Regions from separate parts of the Homo sapiens genome. Here region 1 is linked to region 2. Evidence: read pairs that join two places in POLR2A ChIA-PET (ENCODE). Cell type or tissue: IMR-90. All regions are shown on one strand.

Region 1 (2,500 bases), 930 kb after region 2:
GGAACTGTCAAGTTCATAGTCACCCAGTTAGGGGCCAGTTGCTCACTCTCAAGTCCCACTCTGCTTCCAGCCACTTCCTGCTCCTGGTCTTGGCCTCTTTTCTGTTCCTAGCTTGGTCTCAGACACAGCCTGGGTCATAATGAGCCACCTCCAGGGCTTCTCAACAGAGGTGTGTGTGTGTCACGGGGCAGCCAAGTAGGGGAAGGGCCCTCGATGCGTTGTCCCCTCCCTAAAACCAACTGTGGAACCACGGACAAGTGAATTCACCTCTCCAGGCCTCCTTGACCTTGGCTCTAAACTTATGGATGGGCTTCTCTGGTTAGGAGGAGTGGGTTGGAAGAAGATATTAGTAGTGTCTAAAAAAAGTGAAATTGAGATGATTACCGGAACCGCAAAGCCACAACTTTTATCTCCATTACAACCACAAACTCAGCCACCTTCATGGCTGATGCAACAGTCATACACTGCCTCTGCACAGATGTACCCAGTTCTGTGACTTAGCACCAGGAACTCCTAACCTGGAGCCTCTTCTTGGGTCTCAGTTTCAAAGTCTAACTGAATTGGCAAAATTGGAGTGGAAGGAAAAGCAGACTGTGTGTGTGCGTGTGTTCGTGCATGCCTGTGTGTGTGTACATGTTCATGCATGCCTGCGTGTGTGTGCATGCGTTGGTGTATGCCTCTGTGTGTGCTTGCGTGTATTGGTGCATGCCTCTGTGTGTGTGTGCATGTTCACACACGCCTCTGTGTGTACATATGTGTGTGTATGTTGGTGCATGCTTCTGTGTGTGAGTGTGTGTGCATGTGTTGGTGCCTGCCTCTGTGTGTGTGTGTGTGAGTGTGCATGCTGCATGCACTCATGCAGTCGTGTTTGTATTTGGTCTCAAAGGCAGATCCGAGAGCTTTGGATTTATCTGTCTGTCCTGCACCCTTTGTAGCACCCAATTGTTTGCATAATAACAAAGAGACAACAGGAACGCCCATCATTTATTTCACCTTCCCTTTGACTGGGAAGATGAAGGAAGAGAAAAACATGACTTTTTCTTGCAATTTTCCTGAGAAGAAACCCGGGCACAGAGAGATTATGTGAGCTGTCTAAAGTCAGCCAGTGAGTCAGAACTAAATCTAGCCCTGGAAGCCAAATGTCTGGAGTCCCTACTGGGCAGTTCCCAACAGAGGGTGGGGTTCAAAGTTTGCTGTTGGCCCCTCCCTGTAGCTCTCTCTCCTGCTCCTGGGCGTCCCAAGGGCTGTCCTCCCTCTCTGCTTCTCAGGGGGTTCTAGGAAGAGGGGGATTGGCCAGCAAGCTGGGGGCTGCTCCGTGTCCTCTGCAATGAGCTGCCCTGCAGGACCTCACAGAGCGGGAATGTTCCACAGCCCTCAGCCTTCCTGAGAAGGCCAATAGGCCTGACTGGTGACCTGGTCCCTTAAAAGGACAGCTGATATCCCTGGAAGCCAGACCACAGTCCCCAGGGCAGGGCACCCAGGGGATCCTGGATCTTTCCTTCCAGAAAAGGTCACACCCCTGCTACCCAGTGTGCTCTAGAGCAGTGGTCCCCAACCTTTTGGCACCAGGGATCAGTTTCATGTAAGACAATTTTTCCATAGACGGGGTGGGGGGTTGGGGGGTGATGGTTTCCGGATGAAACTGTTCTACCTCAGATCATCAGGCATTAGATTCTCTCTGGGCCTCAGTTGAGAGTCCTCTTCTCCAGAAAACACAGTGCCCAGAAGGAGAGATGAGCCCCAGGCATGAGGGGAGACACCTTCCCTCAACCACATTCTGTGCCTCAGTTTCCCTCTCTGGAAACAGAGCTGCTTTTTCTTGACATTTTCCTGGTGGAGAGGCTGAATGCTCTGGAAATGAATCATGGCAGAGCCTGGAGATCTGTCTCTGTCTCCAACTACACCCCAGCCACACTGCCTTTCAGTTCCTCCAACTCACCAAGCTCTTGCCCACCTCGGGGCTTTGACCATGCTGTTCCTCCTGCCAAAATGCTCTGTTCTTCTTCTCCTAGCTAAGTCCTGCTCATCCCTCAGGTGTCCCCGAGGGAAAAAGTATTGTGGAGAGGCAAAGCCTGGAATGAGCTCCCAGCCCCAACGTGAGATGGGAGGGATGAGGAGGATGGGACAAACAAGAGCAAGAAGGAAGACAGTCTGGGAGGGCAGGTCCTGGGTCCATGGGAAGGAGGCAGCCCAGACGGCAGGGAGAGCACTTGAATCTAGATATCCTGGATCCTCCATGACCACCACCCCAGGCCAGAAGATGACCTTGAGGCCCAGGGCCGGCATCGGGAAGGAGCGGGGCTGTGGCATCTGTCTGTGCCTGTCACACTGTGAACTCTACCTCTGGGCCTTTGTTCAGCCTGTTCCTCCCTGGAATGCCACCACCTTGTCTCTACTTGTAAATCCAGCACATTGCTCAGGGCCAGACCCCGAGTTCCTCTGTCCCCAGTCACCCTGGCACGGCTGCCTCAGGCCAAGGCTGGCTGCCCTAGTCCTGCCT
Region 2 (2,500 bases):
AGCCACCGTGCCCAGCCTCCTTATTTTATAAAACTGTTTGTTAGTGGAAACGACAACACATGCAGAAAAACACCACCTGCCTATTGTACAGAGGGGCAAACTGAGACCCAGAGAGCAGAGTTGACCTTGCAACACCACACAGAAAGATCATTCAGGGGCAGGATAACACCTCAAGTCTCCTGGTTCCTGGTTCACAGTGATCTTAGAGTATTGGTGATATTGGTTCCCCCTTTGGTCATTCATCGTTAGTTCCTACCTCAGCCCAAAGGGAAGGAAGAGGAAGAAGAGTCTGAGTCTCTTCCTGCTGCTACCTGAGAGCCACCGTCATGCACAGCAGCTCTAAGCCAGTGGTTCTCAAATCAGCGTCCCCCTGTGCAGCAGAATCAGCATCACTTGAAAGTTTTTAGACAGGCACATTCTCAGGCCTCACCCCAGGCCTACTCAACCAGAAACTCTGGGGAAGGGGCCCAGCAATCTGTTTTAACCTGTCCTCCAGGGGACTCTGATGCATGCTCAAATTTAAGAATCACTGTTCTAAACAAAGCCTTGAAAACTGGGGCCAGGCTGGGAGCAATGGCTCACACCTCTAATCCCCAGCCCTTTGGGAAGCTGAGGCCAGTGGATCACTTGAGCCCAGGAGTTCAAGACTTTCCTGAGCAACATGGCAAAACCCTGTCTCTACAAAAAATACAAAATTAGCCAGGCGTGGTGGTGCACCTGTAGTCCCAGCTACTTGGGGAGGCTGAGGTGGGAGAATCACCTGAGCCCAAGGAGGTCGAGCCTGCAGTGAGCCATGATCACTTGACTAGATGACAGAGTGAGACTGAGTCTCAAGAAAAAAAAAAAGAAAAAGAAAAAGAAAACTGGGGCCAAATGAAGACTGAGAGCAAACTCACTAACTGAAGATCTGTGACTTGCTCCTAATTCAAGGCCACCACTCTCATCTCCTATCCCCTGTCTCCAAAGCCTGGGCTGGTGCTGCATCTGAACTCCAGGAGTCTGGCAGAGCTCCAGAAGCCTCCAGATGTGCGGGAGAGGGGCTGGGCCTCGTGGCCTTCTCCACATGACCCTTCTCCTTTGTTTCCCCAGCATTCCCTCTGCACATTTTTTGGCAAGTGTCTAATGACTGTAGCTAGGAGACAAGGATGGGTTAAGTTAACCACAGTGATTTGTCATGCATTACAGAACAGCTGATGCCCCCGAGACTGGCTGAACCATGAGATCAGTTAGAAACAATGCCGTTTGTGCCCTGTGTGTAGACATTGTGTGGCTGTGGTTACTGCGTGTTGGGGAGTGCGGGGAGAGGAGGTCTCCTTGTCTTTGTGAGGAAGGATGCCAAAAAGCCCAGCTGTCCTTTGGGAGTTTTGTTTCTGCCATCCCCTCTTCTGAAACCACAGGTCTCCTATAGCATCCTCCTAAGCGAAGTCCAGTGCGGCCCCTGGCATTGGCTGCCTGGGGTTCCAGAGAGTAAGGCAGGAAGCAGTGATCTCCCCCATTTCCCCGTGCCCCTATGGTATAATGGAAGGACTCAGAGAGATTCGTCCAGGGCACGCTTCTTACCGGCTTTTCTTCCAATCCTAACATCCTCTTGGATACCACTTAGCAGCTTTTCTTCCAATCCTAACATCCTCTTAGATACCATGGGTGACATTCTGCAGCAAAGAGGGGCCAGACCTCTATACTGTTCCTTTCTTTAGATCAGTAAGGGGACTTTGGCTTACATGTCACCAAACACATGGCTTAATTTATTATCTCATATAAAAAGGAATCCTGAAGCAGGCCAGTGCTGGACCTGGTTAATTTGGCAGCCTCACAGGATCTTCCAGCATCTCAGTCCCTTCCTCTTCCACTCTGTCATGCTTGGGGATTAGTCTCATCCTCAGGCTTGTTCCCTCTTAGCTGTAAAATGACTGCATTAGCTGCAGGCATCACATATTCACCTGATGCAATGGGGACCAGAGGCAGTGGAAGAGGGAGTTCTTTCTTTTTTTTGAAACAGAGTCTCCCTTTGTCACCCAGTGAGAGTGCAGTGGCGCAATCTTGGCTGACAGCAACCTCCACCTCCCGGGTTCAAGTGATTCTCCTGCCTCAGCCACCTGAGTAGCTGGGATTACAGGCATGCACCACCACGCCCAGCTAATTTTTTTTTTTTTTTTTTTTTTTTAGTAGAGACGGGGTTTCACCATGTCGGTCAGGCTGGTCTTGAACTCCTGACCTCAGGTGATCTGCCTGTCTTCGCCTCCCAAAGTGCTGGGATTATAGGTGTGAGCCACCACAACTGGCGGGGAGTTCTTTCTTGTCTCTCCTTTTTAAAGACTTTATTATACAGATTTTCTTTTTCTTTTTCTTTTTCTTTATTTCTTTTCTTTTTTTTCATTTTTTTTTTTTTTTTTTTTGAGAGAGTCTTGCTCTGTTGCCCAGGCTGGAGTGCAATAGTGTTGTTTCAGCTCGCTGCAACCTCCACCTCCTGGGTTCAAGCCATTCTCCTGCCCTCAGCCTC

What was found. ChIA-PET counts read pairs that join two places held together with the same protein. Peaks named below come from ENCODE experiments on the same cell type or tissue, not always from the same donor. Only the 100,000 strongest peaks of a DNase experiment are listed, where the experiment ranks them.
Region 1: POLR2A ChIA-PET joins it to region 2 with 11 read pairs; 1 of 35 experiments calls an interaction of 5 or more read pairs at or near these places.

The regions. Positions count from the first base shown.
Region 1 is chr10:69,732,813-69,735,312 of GRCh38, reverse strand. No RefSeq gene overlaps it. Among named protein-coding and RNA genes, the nearest start is that of LINC02651, 50 kb to the right of the region's middle. RefSeq lists an enhancer at 2,488-2,500. In IMR-90, no CTCF peak of the experiment used is centred here; a DNase peak (open chromatin) is centred at 1,122; H3K27ac peaks cover 344 bases.
Region 2 is chr10:70,663,618-70,666,117 of GRCh38, reverse strand. No RefSeq gene overlaps it. Among named protein-coding and RNA genes, the nearest start is that of ADAMTS14, 7.6 kb to the left of the region's middle. In IMR-90, no CTCF peak of the experiment used is centred here; a DNase peak (open chromatin) is centred at 1,187; H3K27ac peaks cover 655 bases.